3 separate regions of the Homo sapiens genome follow, and regions 2 and 3 are each linked to region 1. A link is an interaction called in ENCODE POLR2A ChIA-PET data of the cell type or tissue named here. Cell type or tissue: Panc1. All regions are shown on one strand.

Evidence for each region. ChIA-PET counts read pairs that join two places held together with the same protein. Peaks named below come from ENCODE experiments on the same cell type or tissue, not always from the same donor. Only the 100,000 strongest peaks of a DNase experiment are listed, where the experiment ranks them.
Region 2: POLR2A ChIA-PET joins it to region 1 with 6 read pairs; 2 of 35 experiments call an interaction of 5 or more read pairs at or near these places.
Region 3: POLR2A ChIA-PET joins it to region 1 with 5 read pairs; 1 of 35 experiments calls an interaction of 5 or more read pairs at or near these places.

Annotation. Positions count from the first base shown.
Region 1 is chr2:159,944,083-159,952,082 of GRCh38, reverse strand. It overlaps PLA2R1 (phospholipase A2 receptor 1), which reads left to right. Exons shown (of 30, transcript NM_007366.5): 24 at 505-743; 25 at 2,307-2,475; 26 at 4,524-4,664; 27 at 5,166-5,282; 28 at 7,001-7,177. Among named protein-coding and RNA genes, the nearest start is that of LY75-CD302, 43 kb to the right of the region's middle. In Panc1, no CTCF peak of the experiment used is centred here; no DNase peak of the experiment used is centred here; H3K27ac peaks cover 4,739 bases.
Region 2 is chr2:159,832,315-159,840,314 of GRCh38, reverse strand. It overlaps LY75-CD302 (LY75-CD302 readthrough), which reads left to right. Exons shown (of 38, transcript NM_001198760.1): 26 at 4,670-4,835; 27 at 6,104-6,271. LY75 (lymphocyte antigen 75) reads left to right here. Exons shown (of 35, transcript NM_002349.4): 26 at 4,670-4,835; 27 at 6,104-6,271. Among named protein-coding and RNA genes, the nearest start is that of CD302, 38 kb to the right of the region's middle. In Panc1, no CTCF peak of the experiment used is centred here; no DNase peak of the experiment used is centred here.
Region 3 is chr2:158,502,229-158,510,228 of GRCh38, reverse strand. The region is part of intron 1 of PKP4 (plakophilin 4); the gene reads right to left. Among named protein-coding and RNA genes, the nearest start is that of PKP4, 49 kb to the right of the region's middle. In Panc1, no CTCF peak of the experiment used is centred here; a DNase peak (open chromatin) is centred at 7,030; H3K27ac peaks cover 4,658 bases.

The DNA.
Region 1 (8,000 bases):
ACATTAAGCATAATAGTGACTATCAGTCTCAAAAGTGTAATCGAGTATTTTACCTGATAATATGCACCTGTAATATTAGGTTTGCAATGCAATATATGACTATGTAACATGTGCCTTTCTGCTATTAATAAGCATTAAGTTCTGCCACAGCAGTGTGGATTAAGCCAAGTGTAGTTAGTGGAGTGAAACCCACCTAAGAAGATCACCATCAGTTCCACCAAAAAGCAGTCAATTTGATAAAGGATGGTCAAAACTGGGAAATCTTCTAGAAATGGTTCAATCTATGTTTATGTTTTTGAAAAACAATTCATTAAATTTCCTGAGTGTTCTCATTTTTTTGCATCACTTACACTTTCAGATAGTGTTCTTGTTTTGAAACAGTCAATTCCAGAAGAAAGCACTCTGATCAACATGGATCATAGTGACAAGGATCTATGCTAAGCTTTGCCTCTTCCTTTGTCATCCAGATGCTGCAAATGACTTTTGTTGCTGTTCTTGTTCTAGATACTTCTGGACACGGTGTAAATACATCTGATATGTATCCAATGCCCAATACCTTAGAATATGGAAACAGAACTTACAAAATAATTAATGCAAATATGACTTGGTATGCAGCAATAAAAACCTGCCTGATGCACAAAGCACAACTGGTCAGCATCACAGACCAGTATCACCAGTCCTTCCTCACTGTTGTCCTCAACCGGCTAGGATATGCCCACTGGATTGGACTGTTCACCACAGATGTAGGTATCCTAACTCCCTTGAGACATCCTTGAATAATTAAGTTTAGCATCTACCTCCTTCATGATCTGGCCACTGAAATTAGCACTGAAAAAAAGATCCCAAAAATATTAATAAATATAACACTTAAATAATTGGTTTATGCAATTACCTGACCAACCTTATGAACAGCCTATGACTACAAAATAAGAGTGCACACCTCTTTAGGGTAAACATCCACTTGCCTAATGTCTGGAAATTAATACCATTCAAAGGTTCTCTGAAAATTTCCAAGTACCCCGATACTGCCTTGCATGTGCACTGGAACACAGCTGAAACTCAAGCACTGCATTTGGGAATTTGCGGCATTTAATGAATCCCCAAGAAAAAACGAATCATGCTTCTTGTCTAGAAATGTGATTATTAATTAGTTTAGTACCACTTATAATTAAGCACTTGAGGTTTTATTTTCCTCTAGGGATGTGGTTTAGAGAATACGTTATTTTCATTTTTTTAAATAAAATATTGTACACTCAAAGTAGTGAAAAGTAAACTAGTCTATCCTGACCCCTAGTTCTACTCCCTAATGTTAGTAATTGTGAACACTGTCTTGTGTGCCATCTAGAAATTTTCCATGTATACACATACATATTCATGTAATGGAAGAATATGTACATTGTTTTTCAAGCACAAATGAGATCCTATTCTACATGCTGTCTTTAAACTTGCTTTTTAATTTAATATATCTTTAACAACTTCACATGTCAGCACATAAAAATCTCATGAATTCTTTAGAACGCAGCATGTAAGGATATACCACAACTTATTAAACCATTCTCCTGTGAATAGACATTTGGGTTCTTCTCAGTTTTTCACAGTTATAAACAATGCACAACAAATATCCTTGTGCCAGTAGGATAATTTTTTAGAAGTAAAATTGCTGCGTACACTTAAAATTTTGACAAGTACTACCAAATTGCCCTCCAAGAGTTTGCACCAATTTACATGCCAACAACAGTATGTGATAATGTCTAGTTTTTTCACATCCTTGTCAACACCAGGTATTCTCAAAATTTTAATCCTTGCCAGTGGGAGAGATAAATGAATGATATTTCATGATTATTTATTGCATCATGTAGTACAGAATGTTTTAACTTCATGTAGTCAGTTTTGCTTTATAGCCTCTGGATTTTCTATGACTTGGAAAGGTTTTCCCCACACCAACAGTATAAAAAAATTTAACCAGGTTTTCTTTAACATGTTTATGTTTTCAATTTTATGTTTGAATAATTGATCAATCTGAAATGTATTTCACTGTAAAAGACAAGGTACTGGTCCAATTTCACGCCGATTGCTCACTAGAAAATCATTGTGGCAGGGAGCCAAGAATTCCTAAAAATCAAAAAAGATCTCATTTGTGGCAGATATTCCTGTTTGTCAAGCTGTATTCACAGATGTCCTAGCCCCTCTTTAAAAAGGTGTGCAGAAATAGCAATCGATGTGGGAATTGTAGCATGCTCAGATAACACTGGGTGATGCTGCCAGCCGTCGTGGCAAGGAAATGATGGCTCAGTTTTCCTCCACAGAATGGTCTTAATTTTGACTGGTCTGATGGCACCAAATCTTCTTTCACTTTTTGGAAAGATGAGGAGTCCTCCCTCCTTGGTGACTGCGTTTTTGCCGACAGCAACGGACGCTGGCATAGCACAGCCTGCGAGTCATTTCTGCAAGGTGCCATTTGTCATGTGCCACCTGGTAGGTTCAATTCTATTCAACTCAAAAATATACCTTATTTAACTACTGTATGCAAGACACTGTGCTAAGCAAAGGATATGAGGATGAGTATAGTAAGAAGTCTCTCTTCAAGAAGCCTCTGGTCTGGTTGGTGATGTAAAGAATAACAGAACTACAAAATGATATAAGAGAGGTAGCAAATGTTATGGGGGTTATCAAGAAAAAGAATGCATTGTATTCATTTGGAGAAAGGTAGAAAGGCTTCTTGAAGGACATGGCAGTGCAGATGGGCCTTGATAAATAGGTGGGTGTAGATGGGTAATAATGGGACATGGAAAGGCATTCTGAGGAGAAAAGCTGGATGAAAATGGGGAAGGAAGACAGGACGAGGCTTACGTAAGACAAAGCCGATGTTGGGATTTGCCTGAATGCAGGTTAGGCGTAAGGGAGGGGTGGGAAATTAGATGAGAAACATGGGCTTCAAGCATGTGTGGAGGACTTTGAGGATTCATGTTTAAATAAAAGATTGATAGGATTCCAGAGCTACAATAATGATGGTGGTGATATTGTTTGGATATTTACTAGATATCTGGCTCTGCACTTTACATAATATCTCATTTACACTTAAAGTTCACCTGGCCTAACCCCTTTATTAAAAATGAAATGTAAACTCAGAGCATTAAATAGTTTCCTAAGTGTCTCACAGCTGTCCATCACCAGTACCAAGAGTAGAAATCAAGTTTCCTGCATAGAATTCACTAACACAAGCTGGCCTCCTTTTAAATCTCTCATTTAGTAAAAGTGCATGTATTTACTTACATTCTGGGTACTGTATCAAATAACATACAAATTATATATTTTTAGATCAAAACAATTCAGGATTAAATGTAAATGATAGCCACATATATCTTGGAAAAGCTAATTCTACTTCTAAAACTCCATAAAAGCTGTCCTTCCCTTTTCTCCTTTTTTTTTTTTTTTTTTTTGTTAGCACTTGCCTTTTCTTGGAATCTTGTCCTTTCAATAACAATGCATTTATTGAATGCTTAAGAAGTGTCAGGCTCTAACTCATTGAAACTTCTCAACTTGTAAGGAAGGTGGCTGTGTGGCTCACACCAGTAATCCCAGCACTTTGGGAGGCAGAAGCAGGAGGACCTCTTCAGGCCAGGAGTTTGAGACCAGCTTGGTTAACACAGTGAGACTCGTTAAAAAAAAAAAAAAATTCAATTATCTGGGCTTGGTGGTACGTGCCTATAGTCCTAGCTACTTGGGAGGCTGAGGCTGGAGGATCACTTGAGCCCAGGAGTTTGAGGCTGCAGTGAGCTGTGATTGTGCCACTGCACTTCAGCCTAGGTGACAGAGTGAGACTTTGTCTTTTAAAAAGTTTTTTGTAATTAAAAAAAATATTTTTAAAGGTTTTGTTGTTAGCTCTCTTTTATAGATAAAGAAACCAAGTGCAAGGTAACATGCCCATGGTCACGCAGCTAGTAAGTGGTGGAGCCGGGATCTCAGCATGGATGTGTCTAACTCTCATGCTTGCTCTCTGAAATAAAGTCCCTCTGGAGTTCCCTTATTTATTTTATGTTATGCTATGTTATGATACTTTATTGAATGCATTATTTTCTTTCACAGGTTTATTAGTGGGTAAGGACTTTTCAAATCTGTGATACACAGCACTGCATGAAATGCATACATTTGGAAATCTCTTTTACCAGCATCAGTCAGCTGCCACTCTCTCTGGGAGTCATAGCCCCTGCTTGTTCCAACCTTTAGGATGCTAATTGTAAACATGAAAGAGCCACCCTCACCCAGGCAGCACCCAAACTAAGCCTACAAAGCTGTGCCTTAACATATCTTGTTATGTTTAGGTAAAGATTATTTCTGTCAGAAATGCTATAAACTGGTCCTAGTTTTATAATCATTTACATGAAACCCAATCTTTCAGAGTATTACCATGAAAATCTTGTTACATATATTTATCTTGATCTTTTATAGAATGTAATGTAATATTTATCTCAATAAATAAACCCAGTCACCACCCTGAAATCATAACTGGCTTTTCTTCACAGAAACAAGACAATCTGAACACCCAGAGTTGTGCTCAGAAACATCTATTCCCTGGATAAAATTTAAAAGTAATTGCTACAGTTTTTCTACAGTCCTAGACAGTATGAGTTTTGAGGCTGCTCATGAATTTTGCAAAAAGGAAGGTAATTGTTTTTGTGATGGTAAAAATGCTTTCATGTGCTCCTTCTTGCCATTTCAGTAAACAATGTGGATTTCTTTATTCATCCCATTATTTAGTGACTTTAGGAGCAACAAAAACTAAACTATTGAAAAAATAAATACTATTGAAATTGCTTGTTTGGAGGACAGCTACTATATGAAACAATGTCCAGTGTAGAATTTGGAAACCTAAGATGATGTCTCAGCATACTGCACTTTCTGAAGAAAACGTTCCTTTTGCATGCATTTGCATTATGAATTTTGAATGTTCCCTAAAATTAATATTCTATGCCTTAACTTCTGACGTGCAAGCTTGTATCTTTTAAAAAATGTGGTTTTACTTTTTTAATTTAAAGTCTCTTCTTTATAATGGAAATTTTCACTTTTCAAAACCTGAGCTTTACAATTAATAGTATAGGAAACATTTTTTAAAGTATATTTATGTGTAAACACAAATATTCCTTTGCTACTTGTCTCTCTTATAGGTTCTAATCTTTTAACAATCAAGGATGAGGCTGAAAATGCATTTCTCCTAGAAGAGCTGTTTGCTTTTGGTTCTTCTGTCCAGATGGTTTGGTTGAATGCTCAATTTGATGGTAACAGTAAGTGATTTGGGTAGAGGAGAGGACATAAATAAATACATGGTTGTTAAAGCTGATGATAATGGCATCTGTGAGCCAGAAAACTCTCCTTGGATACGTTTTCTGAGAAAAAATAGCATGAAGCCTAAAGCCATTTCTTCCAAAAACAACATTGCAACCCTTTTCTTTACCCTTTTGTCTTTTAAAATAATCCCAGAACACCAAAAATAAAAACAAACAATAACATGTTTATCTTTACCCTTAGCAGGAAGATGCTTGGCTGGAACTTTGTGTTCACAGACTTAGTCATTGCATACCAAAACCATATTTACTGGAAAATATCCCAGGTTTCTAAATGTTATAAAAGCACAATAGAGTTATGGAAATGTTTCCATGATGAACTGTGCTGTTAGGATTCTTATTTGCTACTCATAAAAACCAGAGTTTGTAATAAAATGGAAGCATGGTATTCTTTTCTTTATGTAATTGATGGTTATTGAAAGGTACTTGTGAAGAAAATTATTTTAATTGGTATGGAGAGCTTGTTACAGTGGTGTACCAAGGTTGGGGGTGAGCCTACCCTTTCGAGGAGGAGTATTTTAATCACCAACATTGTTTAGAATTTCAAGCAGATGGTGATAATAAAAAGCAGACCAACTTTTAGTTAGCTGTATTGTTAGTTTTAAATTATTTTCAGACAATACACTATTGCCCACACATGGGATGGACTCTCCTACCGCCCCTACCCCCTTGGTACATGGCTGGCTTGGTATTAAAGAAATTCACTGTAAAATCTTTTTAGAAAGTGAGCCATTTTGTAATGATGAAGATGTTAGGACTTCAAAGGATTTTTCTTTACTCGATTAGTTTTGTTTATCAAATGATTTCTTTAAATCGATTATATATATATATGGAATATTTCAAAATTCAAACTGTCACATTAAGAAACATGATAACCTAAATGACCTAAATAAGAACACTGTACCTAAAATAAAGAGGCAACTTTATTAATGCCTACCTTTTGATGTTGAGTACATCACTGTATTTACTGAGTTGAATGTATTAGTTCAAGAGTCTCATTAAATTCAGGGGCTGCCATCCCATTACTGGGTATATACCCAAAGGACTATAAATCATGCTGCTATAAAGACACATACACACGTATGTTTATTGCGGCACTATTCACAATAGCAAAGACTTGGAACCAACCCAAATGTCCAACAATGATAGACTGGATTAAGAAAATGTGGCACATATATACCATGGAATACTATGCAGCCATAAAAAAATGATGAGTTCATGTCCTTTGTAGGGACATGGATAAAATTGCAAATCATCATTCTCAGTAATTATCGCAAGAACAAAAAACCAAACACTGCATATTCTCACTCATAGGTGGGAATTGAACAATGAGAACACATGGACACAGGAAGGGGAACATCACACTCTGGGGACTGTTGTGGGGTGGGGGGAGGAGGGAGGGATAGCATTGGGAGATATACCTAATGCTGGATGACGAGTTAGTGGGTGCAGCGCACCAGCATGTCACATGTATACATATGTAACTAACCTGCACATTGTGCACATGTACCCTAAAACTTAAAGTATAATAATAAAAAAATAAAAATAAAAATAAAAAAATAAAAAAATTCAGGGGCTGCTTTTTATGGTTAATTCCAGTCTTAGTATGTTTGATAACCATGCACATAATTCATAATGAGTCAGCAATTTTCTCACAGATGAAACCATAAAGTGGTTTGATGGAACTCCCACAGACCAGTCAAACTGGGGCATTCGGAAGCCAGACACAGACTACTTCAAGCCCCATCATTGTGTTGCCTTGAGGATCCCTGAAGGATTATGGCAGCTATCCCCGTGTCAAGAAAAAAAAGGCTTTATATGTAAAATGGAGGCAGGTAGGTAAAGTCAGAGAGTAATTCTTCATTTTGATTCTACCTTAACTAATGTTGACTGACTTCTTTAGCATTTAAAGGTTTTAAAATCCAAGTTGAGAGAGTATTCAGATAGATTCTGACATTATTGTTGTGTTCTGCACCAAACAAGTCAGAGAATAGTTCAGCTCCTTCTTTCTCTGATATGAGAAAAAAAATCATTATAAGTCAACTCAAAGACTATGATTTTTCTTGTGTCACCCAGGTTGATCACCTAATGGGCAAAAAATCATTTTCCCTCAAGCAAATAGAACTAGGAATGTAAACCAGCAACCTTCATTCTGGTGACTGCTACTCAGAATTTTTAAGGTTTATGTTTGGCCTCAGGAAATATAATCTAGGCTTATGTATATTTGCTGTAGACAAGAAGATGTGATTCCCTGTTGCAAGCATAATGTGTCATAAAAGTCACATTTTAACTTAATCATCAGTAACATACTTAGTGTTTAGTAATTAAAAAAAACAATAATTTTAGAAATCTAAGCTAGAAAATTCTAGTCACTGATGGTGGGAAAATGTCTATAATAATTACAGCAATTTCTAGATGTCAGTATTATAAAGGAGGGATTGCTGTGGCCTGTACTGCTAGAGAAGGCTTCAGACATGAGGTTTTAGGATCCCAAAGGATGAAGAGAATTATAGAAGCTGGAACAGAGGAGGAAAAGGCCCAGCCTGATTAAAGGCAGCAACTAAGAATGTGTTTCAATTAGAGCAAAGGGCTCACGTCAGGGGGTGATGGGAATAAAATTGGATGGTAATGTAGGATCCTTTCACAGAGTGCCAGGCT
Region 2 (8,000 bases), 110 kb after region 1:
ACCAGCATGAGCCATGGCACCTAGCAGCAATATGTGGTTTTTAGAGGCAATTATCTTTCCACTATTGAAAGATCTAGTACTTCATTGTTTAAATGAGGAAAAGGTTCTGGTGGAGATATATATATATTTGAGCACTTCTTTTTATTTATTCTAATCAAAGACGAGCTAGAATCTGGAGCTGCCATATCTCTTCAGCCAATGAAAAGATAAGGGAAGAATTTAAAAATCAGTTGTGTGGAAGCACTATGGATAGTGTTAAAGAGTCCTTTCCATCCCTTTCTCTTTTTTCTTTTTCTTTTTTTTTTTTTTGAGACAGGTTCTTGTTCTGTCACCCAGGCTGGAGTACAGTGGTGCAATCTCGGCTCACTGCAACCTCCACCTCCAAGGTTCAAGTGATTCTCATGCTTCAGCCTCCTCAGTAGCTGGGATTACAGGCATGCGCCAACACGCCCAGCTAATTTTTGTATTTGTAATAGAGATGGGGTTTCACCATGTTGGCAAGGCTGGTCTTGAACTCTTTACCTCAAGTGATCCGCCCGCCCCAGGCTCCCAAAGTGTTGGGATTAGAGGTGTGAGCCACCACGACCAGCTTCCATCCCTTTCAACATCAGCAGCATGGCTGGGCACCGTGGTGCACACCCGTAGTCCCATTTACTCTGGAGGCAAGAGGATAACTTGAGCCCAGGAGTTCAAATCCAGCCTGGACTACATAGCAAAACCCCAGTCTCTAGTTTAAGAAGAAAAAATTCAGCAAAGTAAAATTAAGCAACTCTGAAAAGGAGGTTGAATAGTGTTTTCCTCCATCTCAAGTGCTGATCCTAGATAGATGTCTCAAGCACTTCTCATTCATTTCAGAGCCCAACAAAGAATGCTAGTCTCCTACTAATTCGCATCACTAACCTCTGCACATGTAGCACAAACCGGAATCATTACACAGCTGAAGTTTTGGCTATAATTAAATAAGGGATTTTTAAATAAAGCTGTGGTATTCCTATTGGCATTATAGGCCACCTCTTTTCTCAGCCATGGTATATCCCAAAGTATACCAGGATGGGTCTAGGGATGCATGGAAAAAATGCGATTGAAGACTCAGAATTGAACTGAAGAATGGATGGAAAAACAAGAATTGTTATCAAAAGCTCAATTAAAAGTAGCATTTAGGAATAGCTTAAAGAATAGTCTCTCTGAGCCACAGGGTATTCTAAAGTTAACCCAGATCGGCCGGGCATGGTGGCTCATGCCTGTAATCCCAGCACTTTGGGAGGCCAAAGTGGGTGGATCACTTGAGGTCAGGAGTTTGGGACCAGCCTGGCCAACATGGTGAAACCCTGTCTCTACTAAAAATACAAAAATTAGCTGGGTATCATGGCGGGCGTCTGTAACCCCAGCTACTCAGAAGGCTGAGGCACCAGAATCACTTGAACCTGGGAGGTGGAGGTTGCAGTGAGCCGAGATTATACCACTGCATTCCAGCCTGGGCGACAGAGTGAGACTCCATCTCTAAATAAAAAAATTAATTAATTAATTAAATTAAATTAACCCAGAGCAAGCCAGGAGATGGGGAAGCTGCTTACTCAGTCCTCACAGTCTCAATTGTTTTATAGCATTGCATTTACTTGCTTTATCTTCAGCATTGGAAATTCTGTGAAACGCTTTGTTGTGTCTGTTGTGAGGAAACAATAGGTGATTACATTTCCTAGTTTCAGTCACCCTAAATCTTTTGAGACAAAAACAGTATTGCAATGTAGAAAATTTGTCAGTAATTAAAAGAACAAAATTAAAGTCACCTGTAATGCCAGTACCTAAAAATAAACATGATTCAATCAATATTTTGGTATGGATCTTTCAAGTTATTTTTCTATGTGTACCTATTTATTTTTTAGACAGTTGGAATCAGACTATTTTGTAACTCCCCTCCCCACTTAATGATTTGGGTCTTACTTCTTATCCTATTTTCAACCTTTACCTATGGTTCTCTTTTCCCTTTCACCCTTAATTTTAACATATTCTGTGTAGCTGTTTAACTATATATCCTAATAGCTGCCTTAATTCTTTGAAAATGACAGGATGTTAATAAATACTTTACATTGAAAGCAATGAGAAGATATTGAAAGATTTTAAACAGAGTAGTGGCAATATAAGACTTTACTTAAGTAGACGACACTGTGTGGAAGGCCGGGGAGGACGCAAGCAGCTGGAGAGAGGGAGAGCAGTTATTTTTCTATAAATTCATGCAGGAAATGCTGTTGGCGTTTACAGTGTCTGAGGAGAGGCAGCTCTGGGTTATGTGAAGTGCAGAGTGTGGCCATGCAGTGGGTCACTCAAGTACCCAGCTTGAAGAAATAAAAATACATAGAATTAAAGGAAGTCAAGAAGGCTTGGAAACATGAACACAGGCATCCCAAGTTAATGGTAGGACCGGGAGGACAGCAAGAATTGGGACATCTTAGTGAATGTCAGGGAGGAGCAAGGCGACCAAGTCCTCAGTGAATGTCATGGGGAGTTTGCAGTGATACAAGGGGAATAATCCTGAAAGGAAATAAAAGGAGATAAAAATATCCACTACTCCTTTCTCATAGTCCTGTGGTATCTGAGAATAGAATATCAAATAGTCTTCCCCTGTGGGTGCTGAAAGGAGATTATTCCCTTGGAAAAGCCAGATTTATGTATTTATTTAAGATTCAGGGGGTACACATGCAGGATTGTTACAATACATACACTGTGGGATGCTGAGGCTTGGGCTTCAGTTGAACCTGTCACCCAAATAGTGAACACAGTACCCAATAGGTAGTGTTTCAACCCTTGCTCCACTCCCTCCCCACTTTTGGAGTCCCCAGACAATATCATGCCCATCTTTACATCCATGTGTACCCAATATTTAGCTCCCACTTATATAAGTGAGAACATGTGGTATTTGGTCTTCTGTTCCTGCATTAATTTACTTAGGATAATGTCCTCCAGCTACATCCATGTTGCTGTAAAGGAGATGATTTCGTTCTTTTTTATGGCTGCACAGTATGCCATCATGTATATGTGCTACATCTTCTTGATCCAATCCACTGCTGATGGACATCTAGATTGATTCCCTGTCTTTGCTGTTGTGAATAGTGCTACAATAAACATATGAGCGCAGGTGTATTTTGGTAGAACGATTTGTTTTCCTCTGGGTATATACCCAGTAATGGGATTGCTGGGTTGAATGGTAATTCTATTTTTGTTTTTTGGGAAATCTCCAAACTACTTTCCGCAGGGGCTGAACTAATTTATAATCCCACCAACAATGTGTGAGCATTCCCTGGAAAAGCCAGAGTTAAATTAAGATCAATTAAGATCAAGAATTTAGTGAAAAGATATTTATAGTCTTCATACTTTGTATTCAGTAAAAAGATAAAAGGTGTGGGATGATTTATTTAGATGGAATGGAAATTCCAAAGGATCAGGGACAGGGTTAGGTGGGGAGTGCAGCAAAGGGGAAGAAATGCAGGGCAGTCTGAATGAGTGCAGGCAAAGTCGCATGGCCGAAGGGCCACACTGGAGGCCACAGTGGCTTAGGCCCTAACTGGGTTAGGTTAGGGGCTAGGATTACAGCTGGAACTCTGGTCATGAACATTTCAGAATGAAGCAGCGAGTGGTGTTGAGGCTTGACTGTGTTGCTGTTTATGGTTTACTAAGGAGACTGTGTCGCTTCGTTCCATATTTCAAATAAACTAGTGATGCAGATTGTCTTGGGACTCAGGAAAGCTTAGCTCAGTGGGTCTGTTAGGCCAGCACCAGGCCCACCAGTGGGTATGTAAGGTCTCTGGCAGCACCATGGGGAAGCTCAGACAGGCCTGTACCCCACAATCCATCTCCTGTACCTAGATGGGTGGTCAGGACCTTGGCAGGGTGTAAAGGCAGACGTTCACAGACCTCTAGCACACAACAGAATCTAGTGAATGAAGAAGCTTCTCTCCCCAACAAGTGTGAAAACAGTGATGTGAGAGCCACAGCGCCTGAAGAGTTCAGAGGAAGGGAACCACCAGCTCTCTGTGTGCCAGCTAGCCCCTGGGTTGCGGGCTTTACACATGTTATCCCATTAATTCCAGCCCCACGAAGTTAAGTGTCACACTTAACTTGGTAGGGGATGGAAATTTGGAGAGATGGCACATGAAAGCTAGTAAGTGACTGAATCAGGATTCAAAACCATGTAGGTTTAGCTCCGTAGCCCATATTCTTTCCACTATGCCAGGTGGTCTCTGATCTAATCAGTACTTATAGTGATCCTCACCCCATTTTAGCTTTCTGATTTCTGATAACCAGTGGATCCAATTATGTGTGAGGCAGCGTAGCATAATGGTTAGGACATAGACTCTGGGGATCGACAGCCTGGCAGAAAGGCCCAGCACTGTGGTTTGTATTCTGTGGGACTTTGCACAAGTTACATACCTTTAGTTTCCTCATCTTTAAAATGGAGATAATAATAGTACCTCTCCTATATGGTTGTTACAAGGATTAAGTAAGCCAATATTTGTAAAGCATTTAGAACAATGCTTGTTATGTAGTAAATGGTATGTAAATGTGTATTAAATATTAAAAAAATTAAAAATCATTAGATTGACCATGGGAGTCAAAATAATACAAAGGGTTAACATCAATATTGCCACCTGAAATGTACTTCTGCTCCTTACAGGATGAACTCAACTTTGGTTGGTCAGATGGGAAACGTCTTCATTTTAGTCGCTGGGCTGAAACTAATGGGCAACTCGAAGACTGTGTAGTATTAGACACTGATGGATTCTGGAAAACAGTTGATTGCAATGACAATCAACCAGGTGCTATTTGCTACTATTCAGGAAGTATGTGAATTTCAGATCTTTTAATTCTTAAATTATTAACAGTCCCATAAGTGGTAGAATTTCTGAGGAGTGGTTTTATAAAATCTGGTTTTGGAATTGTGAAGAAATTATAGTCATGTCTTTTTATGGCAACATTTGTTGTGAAAATTTGTATTCAAGTAGAATTATATATTACATATATTATTATTAATGGGTCATTTTAGGCATGTTTTATTTTTATGTCAGCTGACAATGGGGATTAACACTTAAAATCCCATTGTTACTCTACCTCTTTCTGCATATATTTATAGTTGTAGAAAGCTTACATTTGTGAGAATTCTTTTGTGATTCATAATATCACAACTAACAGGACTTTTATGAGTCTTAAGATTCACAGCAACCACCTCAAGCTAGCTTAAGACAAGGGGAAATTTAGGATCCCCAAAACGGGGATAGAGCTGAACCTATAACTGGAGATGAGTTGACAATTTCTAAATTTCACTTTGTAAATCCCTAGAGAACATCTCATGAACTTAGCCTGAGTCAGGTGTGCAGTCTCTAGCCCAGTCAGAGGAAAGTGTTTTTACAACTGGCAAGGTCACATTTGTGGGTCTGTGGTAGAAAGAAGACACTGCTTCATGGACAAAGGGACTTATTGTGATCCAGGAGAGATACTGAGTGATCTCTGCCACATATTAAATCAGTTTAATGTATTTGAGTGGAATATGTTTATATTTGTATCTTTGTGAATGTATGGCCTTTTCATAAAATGGAAAAAGATCATAATCAGATACTGTAGATGTCAGATTTTAAATATTATTTTTGTTTGACTTGGTTAAAGCAATAACTTATTTAGAACATCAATGTTTCATTTAAATGTTCCTTTAAAATTAATAGTATCAGTAGACAGAAACTTTAAAATAAATTCTCAGAGTTATAGTTAGGTGACTTTTAATAATGAATATGTTTGTACAGCATCTCTAGGGGTGGTCCCTTGTACTTGACATTTGGTAATGCAGGAAGACAGAAACTGCATTTAACCTAATAGCACCTCATTTTTTACATTCTTCCATGCCACAGCAGGGGTAAGAAAATTGTGTCAAGTAATTTCCTTCCTATAGAAAGCTGGCTTTTTGTGTGCTATATCTGAGTATAAACAGAGACAGGCTTCACCAGGATATTACTTCTCGGCTTCCTGAATATTTCCTACAAATCAAGCCTAATGACTGCAAACAGGATTTAACATTTATATCTCAAATTAGAATTCTTACCATTAACTCTTTTTCTAGATGAGACTGAAAAAGAGGTCAAACCAGTTGACAGTGTTAAATGTCCATCTCCTGTTCTAAATACTCCGTGGATACCATTTCAGAACTGTTGCTACAATTTCATAATAACAAAGAATAGGCATATGGCAACAACACAGGATGAAGTTCATACTAAATGCCAGAAACTGAGTAAGTATTATATTAGTCCATTCTCATGTTGCTATAAGGACATACCCGAGGCTAGGTAATTTATAAAGAAAAAGAGGTTTAATGGCCTCACAGTTCCACATGGCTGGGGAGGCCTCACAATCATGGCAGAAGGCAAAGGAGAAGCAAAGACATGTTTACATGGCAGCAGGCAAGAGAGCATGTGCAGGGAAACTGCCCTTTGTAAAACCATCAGATCTCATAAGACTTACTATCACGAGAACAGCACGGGAAAAACCCACCCTCAAGATTCAATTACCTCCCACCAGGTCCCTCCCATGACATGTGGGGATTATGGGAGCTACAATTCAACATGGGATTTGGATGGGGAAACAGCCAAACCATATCAAGTATATTATACTGTCATTACTTATTGTATTTTGCTAATTAAAAAAATATTTCCTGTGTTATAAATATTTCTAATTAGCACTAGTAACTAGATGACAAAAATATTCATCTCCTAATATCTACATTATCAGTGACAAAGTATTAAAATTTGTGTTAGTTAAAATGGAAAGTATAGGCATAACTCCTTTCTTTACTCTTCCATTCAAGAACTAGTCTATGTTTGTAAGGAAGGCAGGTTCTCCTTTAAAAGGAAAAGAAATGGGCTAGGCACACTGGCTCATGCCTGTAATCCTAGTTCTTTGGAAGGCTGAAGTGGGAGGATTGTTTGATGCCAACCATTCAAGACCAGCCTGGGCAACATAGTGAGACTTTCTGTCTGCAAAAAATTAAAAGCATGGTGGCACATGCCTGTAATTCTAGCTACTTGGGAGGCTAAGGAGGGAGGATCTTTGAACCCAAGAGGTTGAAGGTGCAGTGAGCTGTGATTGAACCACCTGCACTCCAGCCTGGATAACAGGTGACCCTATCTCCAAAAAAAAAAAAAAAAAGGAAGGGGGAAAGAAATGACACACAAGAGAGCAGAGAACTGGACATTAAATCAAGCTAGGCTATGGGGAAGTGAAAATAAGTTAGTTGGAGCAGTCAAAAGCTTAGATACACCACAAGGCAGCAGCTAAGCTTAAAGAAGTGCACATTTCACATTTTCAGCTCTCAAGAGTCTTCAGATAATTCCTATGAGATCCACTAAGGATTTGTGACTTCCAAATGATGGAACTGTTGGAACCAATGGAACAATGAACTTAGTGAAAGTTGCTATAGAAAATATCAAACCAGTATTTCCCAAAGCATGCTCCGTATAACATCAGTCTTGAGAGATGGTCTGCAAAAAGTCCTTAGAATAAGGTTGAAAAAAATAACCAACAAAAAAGAAAAAGGTTGAGAAACACTAGACACCATAGCTTCCTGTTGGACATTAACAAATGTACATTAACATATGCCTTAAGAAATACTGGCATAAACTAGTTTAATTTTGTTTAAACCAATGTTTGCAAACTTTTTTTAAAATCCATGTAGATCTTTTCTGAAACTTCCTTGTTAATTTTGTGAGGAACACCCTTTGGGAAATATTAAGCCTTTTTAACCCTCATACTGAAAACTAAGGAAAAGGAAGATCTGTCGTATAGCCCAGCAGTCCCCAACCTTTTTGGCACTGACAGGGAGGGGTGGATGGTTTCAGGATGAAACTGTTCCACCTCAGATCATCAGACCTTAGTTAGATTCTCATAAGGAGTATGTAAGCTATATCCCTCGCATGCATAGTTCACAAGAGGGTTTGCACTCCTCTGTCAATCTAATGCCACAG
Region 3 (8,000 bases), 1.4 Mb after region 1:
TAGATCAGTCATATTCAGACACAAAGAACCACTGAACAGTCTGCTTCCTTAATGAAGTCTTTTGTTTATTAGTTGGCAGTAAAAATGTCAGAAAGAATCAGATTTCATTTTCAATCTTCCTACTTGGGTAACTTCTTTCCTTTTAGGTGAGGGTTTTGAATTTCTTAAAGGAAGAATTTTGGGAAATAACCACAAGTCAAGGAAGCTACATTCCATTAGCAGGAAATAACACAACCTATGTTACAATGTGGTCACACTGGTATTTCTTTTTTTTTTTTTTTGAGATGGAGTTTTGCTCTTGTTGCCCAGGCTGGAGTGCAGTGGTGTGATCTCGGCTCACCGCAACCTCCACGTCCTGGGTTCAAGCGATTCTCCTCCCTCAGCCTCCCGAGTAGCTGGGATTACAGGCATGTGCCACCACGCCTGGCTAATTTTGTATTTTTAGTAGAGACAGGGTTTCTCCATGTTGGTCAGGCTGGTCTCAAACTCCCGACCTCAGGTGATCCACTCGCCTCAGCCTCCCAAAGTGCTGGGATTACAGGCGTGAGCCACCGCGCCCGGCCCACACTAGTATTTCTATATCATCACCTCCAGACCTAGTGTACACAAAGGAGTACTTTTAATGTGACCCTATAAATCAGAGCTATAATTCCACCAATAATCTAGAAAGCTGTTAACAAAGTCTTGATTGTCTTATGTCTCAAAAAGTCTTGATTGTCTTATGTCTCAATATACTGAAACATCACCTGTTCAGATTAAATGAGCAAGAAAATGAAAGACTGGATTGTTTCATTTCCTCACAGACTGTTTTTATTGTTGCCAATAAAAATATAGATATCTGTTCTGATTTGATGAAAAGATCAAAGCAGCATTTGATAATTCTAAAAGTGAGTGGTAAAATACCTCAAAGATTTTAACTGTGTTTATATCTCTTAAAATATTGTTACTCTTAAAATTTTGCTTGATACTTCATTTATTCAGAGTGCAAAGATAATTTCAGTATACAAAATTGAACTGATTACAAATTCATAATCTATCAGAATCTAAGTCATATGTGATATAATCAAATCTCAAAAAATTAGTATTCTCAGTTTAAAATATTGTGATGTTCCCAAGATGCATTTTTGTGTCATTTTAATTTTTGGTGGGGGTGGGAACTTGCTTTTCATTAATCTGAAGACCATAAACTATAATTTGAAATTCACTGATAGGTAGATATTTCTCTTAGATACTAAAGAATATCTAATGACCTCCCAAAGATGGTACATTCACCAATAAAGTATGGCATTACAGAGTATAAATAATGATTAATAAATATTTAGAAACCCAGCAGTGCAAAGAAAGAGAACACATGTTAGATGACTTTCCACAGTCACCCCAGAACCTCTCTACAATTAAGGTAATGGTAGAAATATAAAATTTTGATGTCCAGCCTACTAGGATTATAAAGCCTGTGTCAACAGTACCATCTGTTTACGCAGAAGAATGTATGCTCACAATTCATAAGAATTACAGCAACATATGTAATTTTGAACATCAGAGGTATCATGATAAATAAGACATTTAATCTAACGTTTAGCAAAGATGGAGCAAGCTGGCACTTTGATGGAGTAGAAAAAGAAAGTGAAAAGGCAATCTGCTCATTTTACAGTACAATTCTCTACTCTTTCTGAGTTACTACTAGTACTCTAGGAACAGCTGGGTTTCTTGGTATCAATTTTCTACCTATATGTCAATTATAAACTATTACAAAACTCATGCTAGAATTGTCCATGGGAGTTAGGAACTGCTTAGGACACGCAGTGGTTTCTAACTTTCCTTCACTGGCATCTTCTTCTTCTTTTTTTTTTTTTTTTTTTTTTGAGACGGAGTTTTGCTCTTGTTGCCCAGGCTGGAGTGCAATGGCGTGATCTTGGCTCACTGCATCCTCTGCCCCTCCAGGTTCAAGCAATTCTCCTGCCTCAGCCTCCCAAGTAACTGGGATTACAGGTGCCTGCCACCATGCCCAGCTAATTTTTTGTATTTTTTTTTTTTAATAGAGACGGGGTTTCACCATGTTGGCCAGGCTGGTCTTGAACTCCTGACCTCAGGTGATCCGCCCATCTTGGCCTCCCAAAGTGCTGAGATTACAGGCGTGAGCCACTGTGCCTGGCCTTGTTTCTATTTTCAATGTCCTGGGTAGAATGTCTAAGGGATGAAATGGTCTTTGAGTGGGGGAAACTGAACATACCTTATTAAAGGAGAAAGGCAGCAGCCACCCTGTGGCAGAGCAGAGGTAAAGGAAGTCCACTCCTGGCAATGAATCCAGGAATATCTCAATTATGGAAAGCTCACCACGGAGAGCAACAGGGTCACATTACTCTACATTCAGCCAGCAGAAAAAATTTAGAGAGCTTTTCCTACACAGCAATCCACACTCAAGGAAATTCTGTGGACCCGGAGACCCCCCCACACTACCTTCTTATCAGACTGCTCAATTCAATGTATTAACTTGGTTCTTTTGAAATGTGTGAGAGAAAAAAAATAAGTTTGAGCAAGACATCAATGTTAACTTCAGTAATGTGATGGTCACAAAAGAACTGAAATTCTTTTTTAAATTTAAAAAAACAAACCAAGAAGTCAAGAGTCCAAGCCTCTGTCAAGACCTGTAATCCATTCTCCCTCCAAAAGCAGAGTTTTTCAAATGGGGAAAGGTAAGCAAGGGACTGAACTGGCAAAGTGCCAGATGAAACACATTAGAAAGAGTTAGCTAGAACAGTCTCAGGTTGCCATGACCGAGTCCTGGTTTCACGGTACTCTGTTGATCTTCACCACTGTGATATCTAAACCATCTGGCTTTGAATTTACCTTCGACTAACAGCTGCCATGGGCAGCTACTGAAATTACATCACAACAAAGCTACCCCATTAGCGGCATAAACTCATCTTCATACCTTCACAGTGGTGAGTCACATAGTGAAAAACACCCAGAAACAATTCTCTCTAGAGTTGAATGCATGTACCTTGATTCAGTATGTAATACCAGTCATTTATGGATCAATATATCTGCACCACTGCAAAATATATGGAGCAAGAGAGAGGTATAGAACATAAAAACATCGAAGTAATGGAAATGTCATCTTGGCCTTCAAAGCAAAAGAAAGAACAAAATAGTCAGTGGCTGGATGGAACAGGCTTTATGCTGACCAGGAGAATCACACGACTATTCTCCCAACCTTTCTTTCTATAATTCCATACTGTTATTTAGGAGAGACAAATAGTAGCAGCAACCTAATAGGAACACATCCTCTAAAGTGAGTGCAACCATGAATAACCAGAAACTAAATATGATCCTTTTAGACCCATCCATCCTAAAAGTGATATTGCCTCTATAGGAACTTCTTGGCAAAATGTCGTATGAACACTCTAGTCTGAGGGAATCGGGTAAAAGTTCCATTCCAACAATCCGTTCATATTCTCTTCAGAATTTTAGAATATTCCAAATTATTTCAGGATTTTAGAATATTCCAATTCATAAAGTTTTCCTAAAAGGTTAAAAGTAGGCATAAGTATAAATATCAAAGAGATTTATTGTGTCAATTCTTGATCAGATTTCAAAAATAACAGAACAGTATTTAAAGAGAGTAGAAACTATCACCAAAGAAGCCCTTGTACCAAATACACAATCAGTCAAGAAGCACTTCTGTCAGGAAGCCCTGAGGACTTTGACACATATCTAAACATTTTTGTGGCCAAATTATATGGTAGCAACATATACTTAAGGACTAATGAAAACAGCAGCTTCAAATAACTTTAGAAATGAGAAGGACCTTGGTGATCGTCTAACTGAGCTGTCTGCCAAATTCTTAATTTTGTTAATACCTTTACTTAAATACCCTTGGGAGGGAGCACTGATACAAAAAATTATAAAAACAGGAGCTGCTCCTCTTAGGCCTTCTTCATCTCCTCAACCACAACCTGCACTGAGGCTTCCTAAAGCTTGGAGGAAGGCCACTTAACATCAAGGACTGCACTGCAGAGCAAGGTGACTGGAGGCTCAAAGCCAGGGCATAACTTGTCCACAGTCTTGCTTCTGGGATCTTTCAATTGCCATGTTCAAGCAAAGCAACACAATTCTGAAGGAAACGCAGTCTGATCATCTAATTTGAAAGTACTTTCTTCATATTTACACAACCATTCTTTTTAAAATTCACATTTCACAGTATAGCTTGGAGGGAAAAAGTTCAGGCTTATTATTTTACAAATCTTTTACTTAAGGTTTCAAAACAGGGCTGTTGAAGCTCACAGTTGAGGGATGCGCCTCCTGTGTACTTATGGTCTTCTTCACCAGATCTGCTGGTGGAAAGGTGGGCACATTTCAGACCCCACCTCCTCCACACCGGTACTTCCAGGGACAGCAGCACTCTATCCCTCCCTGCAACTACCTCTACACTTGCAGTTCCAGGCCCTGGCATGCCCTCTCCCAGCTTTGTCTCTTCCTTCATTCTGCTGAGTCACGTCACCTAAGAAGCCTTTCTTGACCTGACTCTGATCCTGATGAACCCCCTTCCCTGCCACTCCAAAACCCTCACTTCTCCTATCACCCACCCTGCTTCTTTTCTCACCTTAATGCTTATCACCACCCCCTAATACATTACTAATCCTCCCTACCCCAATCTCAAGGAGAAAGCTACATGAGTACAGAAGAGACTTTGTTCACTGGTTTATCAACTGCAACAGCTGTCAGCAGGCAGCACAGTACAGGAGGAAAAACCTGGGCCTCGGAGAAGCCCTGGACAAATGACTAGGGTTCAATCTCCCGATTTCCCCTAAGCTCCAAGAGCTCCTTAGTGGTTGTCTTTGGCTTTCCTGATAGGCATACATTTGGCAGGTGGGTAGAATCTTAATACTCTGGTGATCACTTCTAGGCTACCCACTAAAAATTTTATTCTGGGTCCCTGAGCTCAGTTTTGATTTCATGTCTCCCAGTCATCAACAGGGTTTCCTCCCAGATATTCAGCATGCCTATGGCAGAACTCATACTCTTCCTATACCTGTATGGCTAACAAAGTACCTTTCCTATCAGTGCCTTAAGCCACTCAAAATAGTTATTAAATCAACTCTTACAACATCCTCATGAAGTAAGCAGGAGCAGAACAGAATTATTCTATAGCATGCTATCAGTGCCAGAACAGGAAAAGAACTCTTAATTTCCACCTGAAAACACTATTAAGCTCTTCTGTCCATTTTCTCCTTTGGAAGAAGCATCTTTGTGAAGACTGATACAAACAGATGGCTTGGCAATCTACCGTAACTCTTATCCATTATCTAAGCACAGGACAGCCATCAAAAACAGACAAAACATCACTGAAATTGCACTGAAATAGTTGGAAAATGAAGCACTAAAGAGATTTCAACATATTCAGTATCTTCAGAACTCTCATAATAAACTTTGTTAGAATGCAGTAACAGAGTATTGGAAATTCCTGTGAATTTGCAAGAAGGATATAAAAGTAGTATCTGATTTGCGATACATTTATATTCCAGATTAGGTAATAAAGTTGGTTTTTTTTTTAAGGATATTTAGAAGATCATAAGGCCAGCTTGAATAAATGAACCTGAATCAACCCTCAAAGAACTTTTAAGTTAATACTACCTATTCTAGTAAATAATTAAGTACTACTAACAAGAGAAAAGTGAAAACTTAGTTTTATGTTTAACTTGTCTCCTCTCTTCCTAATAGAAGGGCTAAATTGCCAGTGAGACAACCATCCTCAGGACTACAAGAATGAGAAGCAAAGAAATAGTAAAGATCAATAAATCAGATAATTCTCAGATATTCAAAGTTGGATCAATCAAGTTTTCAAAGAGTAACTATTACACTGCGGGGAAGTAGGACAATTGTTCATTTGTTCATTCCAGCATTTACTCAGTGTCCACTATGTGTCAGGCCCTGGGCCGTGTACTTCATAGGAACTTGTTTATATTGACTTCCTAATAACGCAATGTTGACAGTATAAAAGTCATTGGAATGCTCCCTTCATGACCTCTCAAATTATTAAAGTAGCAAATGTACATTGGTCATTTATCAAGTAATACAAGTCACATTGTCAGCACTAAATACATTTAAATCAAAGTAAGAAAAATGCAATATTATGAGAACAACAAGAAAGGGAAGTTAAAAAGGAACTTTAAATTTTGTGAACTATAAAATCTATGGCAAACGTTTTCTATGTTTTCTTATATCTCAAACTCATTACTCAAAAAAAAAAAAAAAAAAAAAAAGCCAGAATTTACCAGAAATCCTAAAACAGTAGTCTCAAAGTATGGTCCAGCACCATCAGCAATGCTCCAGACCTACTGAATCAGAAACTCTGGGTACAGAGCCCAGCAACCTGTTTTTAGCAATCTATCCAGGTGATTGTGGTATACATTCAAGGTTGACAAGCACTGTCCTAAAGTAACACATCATGAGGTAATACAACTGAACAAAGTGCTTTCAGAATTGTGTATACAATTAAAAGACAAAAAGGCAGTTTGGGTGGTGGGGTTAAAATAATTCTAAGTATATGAATGATACAAACTTTGCTCAGCTGCTAAAATTTCCAATAAAAAAGAAGTTGTTTAAAATACTTGGAATGTCCAAAATTTTAACATAAAATTTCAATGAGAAATGAAAGATCTTAAGTTTTGAAAACACAATTAAAAATTACAAGTGTATCTCCACTTTAAAACAGGATTTGATAAAATATGAGTTTATATATGAGAATATAACTTCATTTTACAAAAATATTATTTGCCCTCTTATTCATGAGACTTGCTTTGAGTAGCAAGTTTCCTTAGCCATGGAAGTATTTGTTTATAAATTATCAAAATATTTTTTAATCTTAGGTGAGGGAGGAAATTAGAGGCAAAAGGAGAGTCAAGGGACTCTGCACTGAAGCGTTAGAGCCAGCCACCAAGTAAATATGGATTGAATGAAAGATAACGCATTACTGGAATTCCTTTTGACATATCTTCTACATGAGTTGATATGCATCTATGAAATAGCAGAAGCATAGTTAAGTACAGCTAACAAATTGGATATTGCTTACATCATCTGACAAATGTTGCTTCCAAGAGCTTTTCCAATTCCTTCACATGTGTTATGGCTCAAACTTTTAATCAGGCTGAAGAATTCCTCCAAGGGGAGGTTCCTAGCTGGAATTATGCAAAACACATGTGGATAGCAAAGCTAAGAGAGGTATATTACAGGCCTAAAGTCTTTAACACTTCTTAGCAAGAATTCCCACAGCATTCTTAATATATAAATAGACGACCACAGAGCAGAAAGTCTCGAGGATTTGTGTCCAAAGTTTATTTTAAAACAGAGAGAACTTACTATTCTTTGCTTTTATGAATGTATACTTCTATTCTTACAAAAACCATCTCTAACACACTGTAAAAGTTGTACTAAATGTAAACAAATATTCTGCATCACCATTAACTCCTATCAGCATGCGGGTTAACCCAACTTTTGAACCACCTTTTGTGTCCATCTGCACCAATTGCAATTGGGCAGTTCCCTAAAGGTGACTTGGAAAATTTATGTTTTACAGACTAGTTGTGCTACAGGACTGGAAAGAAGTCAGGTGGTAGCAGAGATTTCAACTAGAAGTGACTGCAGCGATCCACATGGAAGGGGACCGGGAAGAAGGTGAGGGGTGATGAGAAGACACTTCACTTGGAGACAAGTATGTGTTAGAGAACTCAAGGTGAGGCCTTCTGTCACTGAAATTCAAAGCTCAAATGGATTTGAGAGACAATTTAAGCTAAAATTTCCAGCCCAGGGCACTAATTTGGGAATGAGGGCTCTAACTTCTTTGGAAACTTTTTGGGGATCCCTCCCCTACTGCGACTAGGAAGACTTCAATCTCAGAAAGACCAGAACCAGAATTCTTATGGACCCTAAGCTGCAAATGGAACTAGAGGTCACTTCTGTGTCCAGTGCTTTATTTCCAGGAACCATCATCAAGAACAGTT